Regions from separate parts of the Homo sapiens genome. Here region 2 is linked to region 1. Evidence: chromatin loops called from intact Hi-C (ENCODE). Cell type or tissue: heart right ventricle. All regions are shown on one strand. Each heading gives the region's core, and the rest is flanking DNA. Links, peaks and the distances in the headings are about the cores only.

Evidence for each region. Peaks named below come from ENCODE experiments on the same cell type or tissue, not always from the same donor. Only the 100,000 strongest peaks of a DNase experiment are listed, where the experiment ranks them.
Region 2: it touches region 1 in a loop (2.5-fold over the local background); 3 of 110 quality-filtered maps call a loop at or near these places.

Annotation. Positions count from the first base shown.
Region 1 is chr6:150,234,275-150,242,063 of GRCh38, reverse strand. All of the region lies in intron 3 of PPP1R14C (protein phosphatase 1 regulatory inhibitor subunit 14C), which reads right to left. Among named protein-coding and RNA genes, the nearest start is that of PPP1R14C, 95 kb to the right of the region's middle. In heart right ventricle, for the core only: no CTCF peak of the experiment used is centred there; a DNase peak (open chromatin) is centred at 3,450; H3K27ac peaks cover 1,697 bases.
Region 2 is chr6:150,172,737-150,180,525 of GRCh38, reverse strand. The region is part of intron 1 of PPP1R14C (protein phosphatase 1 regulatory inhibitor subunit 14C); the gene reads right to left. Among named protein-coding and RNA genes, the nearest start is that of PPP1R14C, 34 kb to the right of the region's middle. RefSeq lists an enhancer at 2,061-4,979. In heart right ventricle, for the core only: no CTCF peak of the experiment used is centred there; DNase peaks (open chromatin) are centred at 2,426, 3,485 and 4,242; H3K27ac peaks cover 3,788 bases.

The DNA of each region.
Region 1 (7,789 bases), core at 1,412-6,411:
TTCCTGTATGAGACAGCAAAAACAAAACTCTCTTTCCTACTCCCACACTCAACACAGAATACCTCATGTCACCAAAATGTGGGTGGGGGGTTTCCCCACATATCAAGTAATTCTCCAGAAGACATCAACAGAGTGTCCTACGATTCAATTCAATTCTGACACTTTTTTTTTCTTTTGAGACAAGAGTCTCACTCTGTCACCCAGGCTGGAGTGCAATGGCATGATCTCGGCTCATTGCAACCTCCGCCTCCCGGGTTCAAGCGATTCTTGTGCCTCAGCTTCCTAAGTAGCTGGGATTACAAGCATGTGCCACCATGCCCAGCTAATTTTTGTATTTTTAGTAGAGATGGGGTTTCGCCATGTTGGCTAGGCTGGTCTCGAACTCCTGGCCTCAAGTGATCCGCCCACCTCGGCCTCCCAAAATGCTGAGATTACAAGCGTGAGCCACTGTGCCTGGCTGATTCTGACACTATTTACCTGGAGCTGGCGTTAGAGTTAGATGCTACGGGTTAAAGTCTCAGGCCCACAAGCCTGACTCCAGCTTCAGATGCCAATTCTAGGTTCCAGGTTGTCAACCTATACTTCTGGCTGACCAGCTATGAATTGAGGTTCTCATGACCCTCTCTGAGGGTACAATAATTTGCTAGAGCAACTCCCAGAACTCAGGGAAACACTTATATTTACTTATTACATTAATAAAGGATGTGATAAAGGATACAGATGAACAGCAGATGAAGAGACACACAGGTCAGGGCTTGAGGGAAGGAGCATGGAGCTCTCGTGCCCTCTCTGGGCCCCTCTCCCAGCACATACATATGCTCAGCAACCCAGAAGCTCTCTGAACCCCACAGTTCTTCAGGGATTTTTATGTGGGCTTTATCATATAGGCATGATCAATTATTAACCCTATGTCCAGCCCCCTTCCTCTTTTTGGAGGATGGGGGTAGGGCTGAAAGTTCCAAGTTTCTAACTGTGGCTTGGTCTTTCTGGTGACCAGCACCCACTTAGGTGCCCACCAAGACATGCCTCATTAGAACAAAAGACACTCCTATCACCCAGGAAATTCCAACAGATTAGGAGATCTGGGTCAAGAACTGCGGTCAAAGATGAAATATTATAACAAAAGATGTACATAGCAACTGATTGCTCAGGAAATTGTAAGAGTTTTAGGAGTTCTGTGCCAAGGACCTGGAGCAGAGAGCAAATATGTATTTCTTATTATATTACAATGTTAAGGCAGGAGAATAGGGTCTGGAGGCAGGGAAACTAAGGCTGGTTTGCACAGACTGACTAGAAGTGAATCAAAAGGAAAACCCTAACTTTCCACACTCAGGTAACAAAAGGATCAGAGGCTGTTCTCTTTCCAACCCTCCTCACTTTCTGCATTGCAGATGAAAAATGGAAAGTACTTCTGATAGGTCCTCTCCCGCAAACAATCAGACTGGTCACAGGCCTAGCCTTCATCTGCACAGGGGTGTAACTTTGAAAATTCACTTCAGCCTCTGATTGGTCACCTTCTGCAACCAATCAGACTGGTTGCAGGCCACTACTTCATTTACATAGGGTCTAACCAAGTAACCAATGGGAAACCCCTAGAGGTTTCTGTAACCAGCACTCTTGAGCCACTTGCTCCAGCCCACTCCCAGTCTGTGGGGCGTACCTTCGTTTCAGCAAATCTGTGCTTTCATTGCTTCATTCTTTCATTGCTTTGTGTGTTTTGTCCAATTCTTTGTTCAAAACGCGAAGAACCTGGACATTCTCCACTGGTAACAATATCAGGCCTATTTCAACTAAGTTGTTGGATTTACTGGCACAAGCTTGTGCATAATATCTATAGAATCTGTAGTGATGTCACCTCTCTCATTCCTAATGTTAGTAATGTGTCTTCTCTCCTTATTTCCATTTATCATTATGGCTACAAGTTTATCAATTGTATTGACCTTTTCAAAGAATCGGCTTTTGTTTCACTGATTTTCTTTATTGGTTTTCTTTTTTTTATCTTCTTTTTTTGAGATGGAGTCTCACTCTGTCACCCAGGCTGGAGTGCAGTGGCACAATCTCGGCTCACTGCAACCTTCACCTCCCAGGTTCAAGTGATTCTCCTCCCTCAGCCTCCCGAGTAGCTGGGATTACAGGCATGCACCACCACGCCCAGCTAATTTTTTATATTTTTTGTAGAGACGGGGTTTCACCATGTTGGCCAGGCTGGTCTTAAACTCCTGACCCCAAGTGATCCACCCGCCTTGGCCTCCCAAAGTGCTGGGATTACAGGCGTGTAATTACACTGTGCCCAGCATGTTTTTCTGTTTTCTATTTCACTGATTTCTGCTTTTATCTTTATTATTTCCTTTCTCCACCTTGCTTTGGGTTTAATTTGCTCTTCTTTTCCTGGTTCCTAAGGTGGAAGCTCAGGCCATTGCTTTGAGACCTTTCCTGATGCAGACATTTACTGCTATATGTTCCCCCACCCCCAGCAGCACTAAGCATTGCTTTAGTGGCATCTCACACATTTTGATATGATGGGCTTTTATTTTCATTCAGTTTAAAATAGCTTCTAATTTCCCTTTTAATTTCTTCTTTGGACTGTGGGTTAGAAATGTGTCATTTAGTTTCTAAGGATTTGGAGATTTTCCAGATAATCTTTCTGTTACTTATTTCTAATGTAATTCCACTGTAATCAAAGAACACACTTTGTATGGCTTGAATCTTTTTAAATTTGAAAATTGCTTTCTGTCCCAGAATATGTCTGTCTTCATAAAAGTTCTGTGTACATCTTATTAAAAACCAGGCTGCCTCCAAGCTGATGTTTCACCACTACCTTTATACAGCCTCCTCCCATGTAACTTGTACGTATATTGGACATGCTGAAAGAAAGGATGAACACGAGTGTTCCCCTGTTGCAGGATATTCAAGTGAAAATGATATGTTATTTAAGGCAATTCTTTAACCACAACAGACATGATCTTTTGCAATATTCTAAAAAGGGAATCCATTCTTTTTTGAAGTTTCAGTCCCTGGCTAATAGGATGGGTGAGGATCAATGAGGAACTCCCTGGTGGATGTGGTTTCTGTATGGGGATCTGACACTGCTTACGCTCGACCGCCAAAAAAAAAAGAAGGAAACCCTGATTGAAGGCCTCCTCTATGTGGCCTCTTTACATGGTCCCGTATTTAATCCAATGTAGTAGAGGTTTTACAGTTCAAAAATACTGATATTCTAGTTCATTACAAGTCACTGCCTACGATCACCAAGCAAATGTTTGAATCCAGGCTTCTTGATGCCAACTGAATTTGATAAGTATGTACTGAGCCCATGCTCTAATCTAAGTAGAGTCTATGCCAGACTCTACTCAAGTGCTGAGATGCAGAGCAGAAGGTGGCAGAGGCCCTGCCTTCCAGGAGCTCCCAGGCCAGCTGGGAAAGAAGACACAGAAACACAGGCCCTGCCAACATATGGCATGAGCTGCAGCTGGGGGTGAACGGGTGCCCTGCGGGCAAAGGACAGCCCCTGTCAGGCCAGTTCAGGCTCCTCCCATGCTGCCTCCCACAGCCAAAGACTGGAGAAGGCAGCCAGAGCTCTGAGAGGCCTCGAAAGACCTCTGTGTTCACTGAAAGGCCACAGAATCCGGAAATGACTGCTCTGGAAGGGCCAGCTCCCTCCCTTTCCTTCCTCCCACCCTCTCCTCTCTCCTTCCCCCATCACTCCTTCCGGGGAAATTTTTATTAACTGACTGCCTCTCCACCAGTTTCTAAGATCTGGCCATTCTAGTTTCCTAGCAGTTGAAATACAATTTCAGCTAACTGCCATAATTTTTAAAAGACAAACAAACATTTGCCTTGACCTAGCTTTCAAGACAAGCAGTATCTATTTTCTACACTGCCTCAGTAGCTTTTGTCCAAATATGTCTCAAAATACTACCTAAGAGATCCTGGGTCCACACCTTAGAATCTACCTCTCAGCAGAAGCATTCTCTGTGGGCTGTTGTGCTCAGCCCTGGGCAGGGACAGAACAGCAGGTGGACAAATTGTCGCATGTACTGCTTGTGATGAGGCTGGGGCCGTGTGTCCTGAGGACTATGGATCGTATAATGATGCAAGAAGGAGAGAAACAGAAGAAAAAGGTTTGGCTTACAAATATAGAAGAACCCTTTGAAACAGATGCCTAAAAAAAACCTAATGGGCTTGTTCCTGCCAGAAAGGAGTCACCCAATACATACCACACATGGTAAGAAGCAGTGTAGCCACATGCCTACGAGAGGGACTCTAGAGTCAGATGACTTGGGTTCAAATCCTTCTGCACCACTTAGAAATGAATCATTTTCTCCATGCCTCAGTTTTCCTCACCTATAAATAGGAGCAATGACAATAAGACCTCACCTCAAGGATGCTGTAAGGATTAAATGATGAGATGAATTACTGTATGTTACATGTTTGGAAAAGTGCTTAAAGAGTAGTAAGTGCTGTACAAGTGCTTGATACTGTCATCATCGTTATCATCATCATCATCAGACTACACTGAACTTTCCAGTCTACAAATTCAAATCAAGAATATGCTACTCTGGGCCAGGCATGGTGGCTCACGCCTGTAATCCCAGCACTGTGGGAGGCCGAGGCAAGCAGATCACCTGAGGTTGGGAGTTCGAGACCATCGTGACCAATATGGTGAAACCCTGTCTCTACTAAAAACACAAAATTAGCAGGGCATGGTGGCACATGCCTGTAATCCCAGCTACTCCGGAGGCTGAAGCAGGAGAATCACTTGAACCCAGGAGGTGGAGGTTGCAGTGAGCTGAGATCACACCATTGCACTCCAGCCTGGGTAACAGAGCAACACTCCGTTTCAAACAACAAAAAAAAAGAATATGCTACTCTGACCACACTAAGAAAAATGTAGCTTATATCCCCCCTGCCCCACCCCCGCCCATTTTCGCCATGGGAAAGGTTTGACATTGAAGACAGAGGAGAAGTATGTTGTGTGACACCAAGTGAGACCATGGGTGCTCAGGCTGGGGCATGGATGTCAGGCTGGGCGCAGCACACATGTGTTTCTTCTGAGGAAGCTGTCAGTGTTCCACCAGTGTTTCTCCCTCAGTGATGGTCAGTTTTCCCAGCTTAGACAACAGAGACTCTAACCGCTGAGAAAATCCACAGCAGGCTCTCCGTCCTGCCTGGCCAAGGGCCACAGTCCCTGTAGCTCCTTCCTCAGATTCCTGCCTGGGACCGCTCCTCCCCACAGCCTGAGCAACAGCCCAGGACCAAAATCAGCCACTCCAGAGCCACCCAGACTGTGCGACCTCCCGTCTCAAGGGACTACAAAGGAGATCGTATTTATTCTTCACATCATGAAGTGCTAGAATTGCACTTGAAAACATTCCTTAGGTGGCATTTCCCAACAGCTCCCTCCTGGCTAAACACACACACGCGCACACACACACACACACACACACACAGTGGCACCAACCACCTCCCTCCGCTTTCAGCTCCTCCTCCTCATGCTGGCTCCTCTGAGTCTTTGGATGTGGCCGCTGTCACACTGCAGGTGAAGTTTTACCCTCTCACGGAAAACAATGAAAAGGTCCTGTCTTCAGTAAACTCCTGGGCCCCTACCTCTCATCTCAGTCCTGGGCACTATTTTGGGATCTGAGAATGCACCGCATGGACCTTTTTAATGCATTCACTCACCCGAGACTATTCTTTCCTATGTGTGTGCATTTCTAGTTTGCTTGGCACAGTACCGTGCTCTCGCGGGTACTGAGTATCTGTCAGGGACTCAGATACAGCACATACTTACTGGGCACCTTTCATGTGACAGCCACTCTGTTTATTTTCACATACTGTCTCATTTGATCATTACAAGTATTATAAACCAGGCTCACAAGGGTTTAGCGGTTTGTCTGAGGTCACACAGCAGCTCAATGGTCAGACCAAGATTCAAACCGTAGGTTAATATAAAGGCCAAAGGGACCTGGGATGATCACCACCCTGGGGTGGAGGGCACAATTCCCTTTGCACCATGCTGCCTGGGGTGAGAAGTCTTTATTATTAAGCAACCGGGTTAGGTAATTATAGTCTAATTACAAACTAAACTAAAATGACCAAAAATGTGTTATGATAAACACAACAATCCTTTCATTTTCCAGTATGGGAGGAGGGACGAAAGACATGCAAAGGTCAGTGTCCACAGCTAGACTGGAAATTCTCCCCTGAGTACGACGAACCTTTTCCTCCAGTTCTGCCCGTAGCCTCTTCCCAAGGGGACAATAAAAATCTCCAGAGCCCTCAGTATCTCCCTCCTATTCTAGCTGTCTTATAAATTAGAAAAGAAGAATTTAAGAAGGAGGCAAAGCAGGGAAAAAAAGAAGAAAGAGGAGGGGAAGGAGGAAAGGAAGAATAGAGTGCGTGGAATGCTGACTTTTCTGCCCACTGAAATTCTACCCAGGCAGCCCTCAGAATCATCAAGACTCTCCTCATTGGCACGTCCAGTGCCCCCAGCCAGGTCCCTTGACACTGCTAAGGACCCCTATTTTTCCTTTTCTCTTTAAGTTATCAACTTCATTGAGGAATAAGTTAAGAACAATAAACTGCATCTATTTCAAGTGTATCACTGATCAGTGGTGACAATTGGTTACACCCAGGAAACCACCATGACTATCAAGATGCAGCACATTTCCGTCAGCTGGGTGTAGTGCCTCACACCTGCAATCCCAGCATTTTGGGAGGCTGAGGCAGAAGGATCACTTGAGGCCAGGAATTCGAGACCAGCCCAGGTAATAAAGCGAGATCCCATCTCTACAAAAAATTTAAAACATTGGCTGGGTGTGGTGGTGCGCACCTATAGTCCTAGCTACTCAGGAGACTGAGGCAGGAGGATCATTTGAGCCCAAGGATTTCGAGGCTGCAGTGAGCTATGATCGTGCTCCTGCACTCCAGCATGGACAACAAAATGAGATCCTGCCTATTAAAACACAACAAAGAAAAAACATTTCCATCACCACCAAAGATGTCTTATTCCCATTTAGAGCTCATCTGGTCCCAAACCCAGTTAATCTGTCACTATAAATTAGTTTGCATTTTATGTAAATGAAATCATTCCTCTTATGTATTCTTTTTTACTTGGCTTCTTTCACTCAATATTTCTGAGATTCACCAATATTAGATACTATTGTGTGCGTCCGCAGTTTGATTCCTTTTTTTTTTTTTTTTTTTTTTTTTTTTGAGACAGAGTCTCACTTTGTCGCCCAGGTTGGAGTTCAGTGGCGCAATTTCAGCTCACTGCAACCTCTGCCTCCCAGGTTCAAGCGATTCTCTTGCCTCAGCCTCCTGAGTAGCTGGGACTACAGGTGTGCACCACCATGCCCAGCTAATTTTTGTATTTTTAGTAGAGACAGGGTTTCACCATGTTGGTCAGGTTGGTCTCAAACTCCCGACCTAAAGTGATCTGCCTGCCTTGGCCTCTCAAAGTGCTGGGATTACAGCATGAGCCACCATGCCCAGCTGGCTTGATCCTTTATATTGCTGAGTAGTACTCTACTGTATAGCTAGACTGCTATTTGTTTATCCATTCATCTGCTGATAAATGTTTGGGGTTCTCGTCATTGCAAATAAAGTTGTTACGAATAAATTGCACAAGTAATTTTATGGTCTTTTTTTTGTTGTTTGTTTCTTTTGAGCCCATATTCAGTAATGCAATGGCTGAGTTGTGGAATGTGTATGCTCAACTTTTTCTAAACCGCCCCCCTCCCCACAGTTTTCTAAAGTGATTGTACCATTTTACACTCCCACCAGTGGG
Region 2 (7,789 bases), core at 1,730-6,729, 62 kb after region 1:
AACATGGAAGCATTAAATCTTACAGTGCTTAGATTTCATTAAACTACTTTCCCCAAGCCCTGCCACGTATAGCTCTCACAGCCACTCTTTCATGCAGATGCAACTAATATCCCCATCTTACAGATGAAGTAGCTGAGACTCGGGGTTATTTGCCCACAGTCACACAGCTAGAGCTGAGGCCAACACTTGTACCAATCCATACTATACTGTCTCAAACATAATAATAGCTAACATCCACTGAGTGCACCCTATCTACCAGACACTATGCTAATGCTTGACTGCATGAATCATCTCAGTTAATTCTTTCTTGTTTGTTTGTTTTTTGAAATGGAGTCTCACTCTGTCACCCAGGCTGGGGTGCAGTGGCACAATCTCGGCTCACTGCAACCTTCAGATCCCAGGTTCAAGTGATTCTCACGCCTCAGCTTCCTGAGTAGCTGGGATTACAGGCACATGCCACCACTCCCGGCTAATTTTTGTGGTTTTGGTAGAGACAGGGTCTTGTCATGTTGGCCAGGCTGGTCTCAAACTCCTGACCTCAGGTGATCTATCCCCCTCGGCCTCCCAAACAGCTGGAATTATAGGCCGGAGCCACCGTGCCTGGCCCATCTCAGTTAATTCTTACAACATCCCTTTTGTTATCTGTTTCCCCAAAACACACCTTACAAATGAGAAAAACCAAAAAACAGAGTCTAAGTAACTTGCCTAAGATCACACAGTCAGTAATGTGGCAGAGTTGGGACTCAAACTCCTGTCTTTCTCACTCATTCTATGCATGGATATAATTGCTCAGTTTTGTCACAGCTGTATTTGGAAAAAAAAGTTATTTATGTCACCTGTGTAAGAGAGCCTTCATGGATATTATCCCCTTTTTTTTTTTAACAGCCCATGAACCAATGGCAGAGATTAAACATGAGAAAGATGTTTGGGGATTCAGATTCTAATGAAGGGCAGGTCTGCAGAGTTCGTTTCCATTTAAAAACATAGGCCAACGTGGAAAAATCGAGACACTTATCTGGACTCTCTACACCTGGGCTGTCTGTTACCCTCGCTATATAGATAAAGTCTTCATGGCCGACCCTCCCTCCCTCCCTCCCTCCTTTCTTTCTCTCTCTCTCTCTTTCTCTCTTTCTTTCTGTTGGTGTCTCACTCTGCTGCCCAGGCTGGAGTGCAGTGGTGCAATTATAGCTCATCGCAGCCTTGAACCCTTGTATTCCAGCAAACCTCCTGCCTCAGCCTCCTGAGTAGCTAGCACCACCACACCTGGCAAATTTTTATTTTGTATAGAGATAGGGTCTTGCTATGTTGTCCCAGCTGGTACTGAACTCCTGGGCTCAAGCAGCGCCCCTAGCTTGGCCTCCCAAAGTGCTGGGACTACAGGTATGAGCCACCATGCTTGGCGACCACAGTCTCCTTCCTCCCTGGGTCTCCCCAGTGCCTTCCCAGGTTGGTTCCAGGCCTCCCTTCCTCCTAAAAGGAAAAGCATTATAAGGTGTTTTAGGAAGTAGAACAGGCTTCGAAAAACACTTCCATATTCGTAGTGACAGGGAGAGTATAGAAAGCAAAAAAATGCAGCCATCAAACTTTCCCTAGAGAGCTCCCTTCACCTCCAGCATCCATGTATTGAGCTGGTCATCCAAGAGCTACACAGATCCTGTTTATTTCCTCCTCTGCAGATGAAGAAATTTGTCCCCTGTGAGATCTGAAAATCTACACCTAGATGTTTCCCTATTTCAGACAAACCAAGTCCATCTCTTCACCTTAGATTGTCATTTTCATTCCAAGTAATGAAATAAACAACAGTATAAAGACCCTGGTTACTATTTCTGATGCAGTATTTTATGTCATCATGACAGTTGTAATGGCTGGGAGTAGTTTTATCTTTAATGATTCCAAAAAACAAAAGGAGAAATAAAATAGAGCTATGCTTAGGTTGGAGATAAACATCTCTTTGGTTGAGATACTTCACATAGGTCTATAGGTCTAGAAATCAATCGTATTGACTTTACCTGAACTGAAGAAATGAACTTCAAAGGCTGGCCCTGCATATTAGGAGAGGGACACAACCTCACCTGCTGTGACCGCCCTCCTCTCCAATCACACCCACCATCCCCTGACATGCTCCAGCTGGTCTCGCTCCTTGGTCGGCCCACAGAGCCAGCGTCCACTGTCCCCAGGGGCCTCTGTGACAGACTTCTCTGCCTGCATTCAGGGTTTCCTCCAGCCTCTTACACAGGCTAGGTTGTGGGAAAGACCCACTGGACCCCTAGGTCCAGACCTACTACCACTGTTCCCAGATGGGCCCAAGAAAGGTCACAGTAAACCCTGCTGAGGTGGCGCCAGCAACTGACGACAAGATACAGATGGAGTAGGAGGGCACACACAAGGGCAAGGCTCTGCACAAAAGGCCTCGCGGAGGCTGCATGGGGGGTGAGGGCCAGCCGCGGCTCCAGGAGACACACGCACAAGCCCTCTAGGAGACTGTAACTATGACACACAGCTGCCTGGGAACAGCACATTCTTGTGCGAGGTAAAACATTAACCAGTGAGCATCTGGACAATATTTATATCCCCGCTGGGGCTAACCACACAGTGATGAGGGAAAACACACATGCCACAGGGAAGCCCATCTTTCTTGCCTGACGACGGGGCCTCAGGAGATGAGTCTGTCCCGGCCTCTTGTTGGGACAGTCACTGGGGTTCTGCTGCAGTCCGGACTGGCTCAGAGAAAGCGGCCCAGGTCCCACTCCCTGCCTCCCCGACAGCTGTCCTGAGTTGAACCCCAGGCCTCACAGGGTGCTGAATCCAACTGGTCTCCGAGAAGGACAAAAGACTGTGGGACTTTGGGGACAACAATGAGGGAAAGAAGACTGACTCAGAGCTGCTCATGTATTTGCACCCACAGATATGTGTATGTTGAACCCTACCGGGGAGAGAGAGACAGAGAGGGACTGAGGGGGGAAAGGAACAGTAAGGCTATCTGTGACCACCGGATCTGCATGGAAGCTCCACAGGCCCCAAGGCCAGGCCTGAGAACGTGCTACACATGACCCTTCGCTTGCCTTCTCTGCTGTCAACAGACAGGTCCCAGCCTTTTGGTCACACCAGCAAGAATTTTCACTTCTTATCTACCAAGATAGTTTCCTTCCCAATATAAATCTGGCCCCAACACTCACTCCATTAAGTGAGGCCCATATATGGCTCTGAAACTATGACTTCATTTTTTCCCTCTCTTCTCCCCAGATCCTTTCACAGAAACAACAGGTAAAGACAGTCTACCTTAGTTTTTTTGGAGTTGTCAAGTGCACCCCTGTTTTCAAATGGCCACACGGTGCAGGGAAGATCTGTGCTGCTTCCACTGACAACAGAGACTGGCTGAATTGTGCCCAGAGAGCCGTTCACTGTCTACAACATCCACCACAGAGCTACACAGCAAGACATCTCTCAGGAACCAGGGCCAGGCTGAGCCGTGGATATTAGGATTTCTGGTATGGGGAAGGCAGCAAACAGGACGTGGAGTTAGGACACAGGCAGCCAGAAGGTAGGGAGAGACACACAGGGGGAGGCCGGATCACTGGAGGGTGGGACCGGCCCTAAATAACTAGCCCTTCCTCGTGATCTCTCCTCCCTCTTCCTTGAGTGGCCTCATCCGTATAAAACCCATCTCCTTGCCCACAGGGTCTCCCACACGATGAACAGGATTGTCCTGTTTGAAGCCACTCCTTCAGGCCCTCTGCAAACCCAGACACCTGCAGCCACGGCAGGACACTGCCCTTACCTGGGCCTCACTCATTATAACAGCTTAAAGGAAAAAAATCTCACTTCTGTGATCCAAAAGGGATTTGTTTGAATGTGGACTATTTGAGGATGATAATAAAACTCTTCTGGACCAGGGACGCCAATCCACAAATCCACCAAAATAGCAGTAGAAAGACACAGATCATGAATTAGACTAACAGCAGTTCCTTCAAATAAGCTAAGGAAGGTCTCACCTTTATTGAACCCTGAACTTATCTGGTATTTCAAGTAAGACAGCAACAAGATGTTCCTTCTCTGTCCTCTCTTTGACGCTGAGACATACAATGAAGGGGAAAGTTCAGCCTAATCCTAAAGGCATTGACTGGAAGCAGGAAACAAGACAAGAGGTAGTTGCCAAGGAAGCCAGACACAGATTGTACCACGGGCACCCCGCCTCCAACTCGATTGTTAGAAGCAATTCCCAGCTTGGTAACTCATGGAAGCCACGGGCACTCCCGTTGAGAAGATGGGAATCCTTCCAGGGCTGGCCTGCCCAGATAGCCAGTAGGGCTGGCTCCAAGCGCTGCCTAGGTTCTACTGCAATGCCCCACACTCCCTCACCCCGGGGTGCCCACTAGAGCCCTCCTGTTCACCCCAATTATAAGAACACTCTCTCTCCAACAGACAGGTAATTAATCAAGGGATAACCCCCAAGAAAGGGAAAATAACACAAGATCACATCAGCTCACTGTTCTAAGTATCCCCAGTGGAATTCTGAATTCCCCTTTAGTAGAGTCACTTATGACAGGTGTGGCCGGTTTAGAGATCCTGTTACCAGGGAGAGAAGTACAAGATATTCAGGGCCTGCTGAAGAAGACTGGCCAAGCAAACAGTGTTATAAAACACCACGGGTAGATTGCGCTTGTGGTTCAAACTGCATTTTCCCAAACAGGCCAGATTGGGATATGACATCTAGGTTTTATTTTAACTGGTTCTGCTGAGAAAACACCAGCCTCATACCTAGCACAGTCAAGAGCCATGGGTTATGTTATCCAATAACACTGGGTTAGATACTGTCAAATGATTAAGCCTTTGACTAGGGAAATCATACAAAGCAACAGTTCTGGTAATTACCCACCGTCTGTACCTGGGCACCACCAGGGAGATGTCAAAGTAACTTCCTTGCATTTGGAAATGCCCTCACCAGCCCCATGCTCAAGAGTTCACTTTTATTGTTGAAGTAATATTTTACAAAGGAAATTACTAACTAGTCATAAAGAGCAGAGAGTTAAATATTTATAAGGACTCACAATATTAACAGATTCACTTTCCCAAAAACATATTCAACATATCAGAGCTCTGCATCCTTAGTAAATGACCACTGTGATTTTACACAGAAAAAGAGGGAAGCACTGGGTCCATGTGTGACCTCTGCTAAGAGATCCCACTGAAGCAGATCCAAGAGACCCAGCTCAGAGTGGGGGCCCCTTCCAACTCCACCACCTTCTCCACGGCTCTCAGCAAGTTACTGGACTTCTTCCTGCCTGGTTCCATCGCTACAATGGGACCAGAAATAGCATCCACCTCACAGGTTTATTAAGAGGATGAAAGGAGTTAACATGGGCAAGCCTTAGAACAGCCCAGCACATAATAAGCACTATGTGAGCTACTACTGTTATTGTTGTTTCTGGTTTTATTATTTGGTCAACACGGATTAAATGTCATAGTGGTATCATAAACAATGTTCAAGCCAATTGATCATATGTTTCAAATATGAGAGCAAAAAAGAAACATCCTCTTCACTACTTTTTTTTTTTTTTTTGAGACAGAATCTCCCTCGGTCGCCCAGGCTGCAGTGCAGTGGCATGATCTCAGCTCACCGCAACCTCCGCCTCCCGGGTTCAAGCAATTCTCCTGTCTCAGCTTCCTGAGTAGCTGGGATTACAGGCGTGCGACACCATGACCAGCTAATTTTTTGTGTATTTTCAGTAGAGATGGCGTTTCACCGTATTGGCCAGGCTGGTCTCGAACTCCTGACCTTGTGATCCGTCCACCTCCACCTCCCAAAGTGCTGGGATTACAGGCGTGAGCCACTGCGCCCAGCTTTCACTACTTATTATTAAATGATATTCCAGGAAATTATATTTATTTAAAACACACCGTTGAACACTGAATATCTGCCAGGCCTTCCAGAGGACAGAATATATTATAAGCCAATGTTCCTACCCTCTAGGAGCTTACAGTCGAATTGAGAAGATAAAAATGCACACACGGCCAGGCGTGGTGGCTCACGCCTGTAATCCCAGCACTTTGGGAGGCCAAGGTGGGCGGATCACAAGGTCAGGAGATCGAGACCATCCTGGCTAACACGGTGAAACCCCATCTCTACTAAAAATACAGATTACCTGGGAGTGGTGGGGGGCACCGGTAGTCCCAGCTACTCAGGAGGCTGAGGCAGGAGAATGGTGTGAACCCAGGAGGCAGAGCTTGCAGTGAGCCGAGATCGCACCACTGCACTCCAGCCTGGGCGACAGAGGGAGACTCATAGCATTTCTTTGTAATTGATTTATAAATACCAAGAAGTATGGGTAAGTTAGTAAGTGTTCTCACAATTTAGAAAATGGTAAGTATGTGAGGTGATGAATATGCTAATTAGCTTGATTTAATCATTTCACAACGTATGCACCTATCAAAGCATCATGTCTGTACACTGCAAGTATATATAATTATTATTTTTCAATAATACCTTAACAAATCTCGGGGGTGGGGGGGAGGGAGAGGTGCCAAATAAGCAAATTGATTTCAGCCTAAAACAAAAGACCTCATGGAGACGGGGTTCAAGTTGGGCTTTGAAGGATGGGCAGGACTAAGACAGAGGAAGCTTTGAGGATGGGGGATCCTGGGAATGGCGTGAGCAGAACTCACGAGGCTATCCTGAAGTTGAGATGAGAGATTGGGGTGCTTAGGAGCCTCAGGTCTGCAGTCTTGGGCTCCCATGTCCTGGCTGAGTGACCATGGGCCAGTTCCATAAGCCTCTGCGGGCCTCCATTCCTAGCGCTGGCTGGCATCGGCATTATTCTGAAGACTGAACAAGATAAAGCACGTTAGGAAAACACAGTGAGAACCAGGCATCCTCAGGTATTAAACAGAGTTAAAGAGACTCATCTGTCTGCCAAGAGACCCACCTGTCTGCAGAAGAAGGCTGAAATTGGAAAGTAGTGCAAGACCAAGTTGGAAAGTTACAAAGGAGGGCTGTAGTGAGCTCAGACTTCATTCAGGGAGAGATCTGAGCCCCCTGAGAAGAGTCATTTTTACAGTGGCCTCTCCGAGCAGCATGTATACAGCAAGGTGGGAGAATCTGGGGAAGGGAGTCCAGGAGAGGGTGCCAAAGGCTCCACATGAGTGGAAAAGGCTGGGCCCGGGCACTCACCATAGGGATGGAAAAAAAAAAGGGTAAGGATAAGAGACCAGATTAGGTGGTGCCAAGTGTGGGAGAAAATGAGAGGAGCTGAAAACCAACTCCACTCATGCAATGTGGTTTCCTAGAAGACATGCTAGAAGAGACAGGGCATTCGTGGAAAAAATGGGGAGATCTCAATAAAGATTGTCATTAGCTACCTTGTACCATTGCTGATTTCTTAGTGTCGAGAAATGCACAGGAAAATGTCAACATTGGAGGAAGCTGGGTGAAGGGTACATGGGGAAAACTCTGTGCTTTCTTTGCAAATCTGTAAATTAAAATTATTTCAAAACACAAAAAAAACTCCAGGTCTATTTGGGTGGCTCATCACATCATCAATGAAGAGGGAGGCCAGGCAAGCAGCAGTTTGGAGGTGGATGGGGAGTTGACTGAGTGGCTTATAAGGCAGCATGGCTGATGGGAAGACCAAGGCCTTGCTCACACCTTGACTGTGAGAGCGACCTTGTAACCTACATCCAGCCATGTGAGGCCTCTGGATGCATCTGGCCTCCTGGGGAGGAGGAGTCATCTCCTGTTACTATCCTCATTCTTTGTCCCCAGTCGGTCTCCCCACATCAGTTACAGCACCCC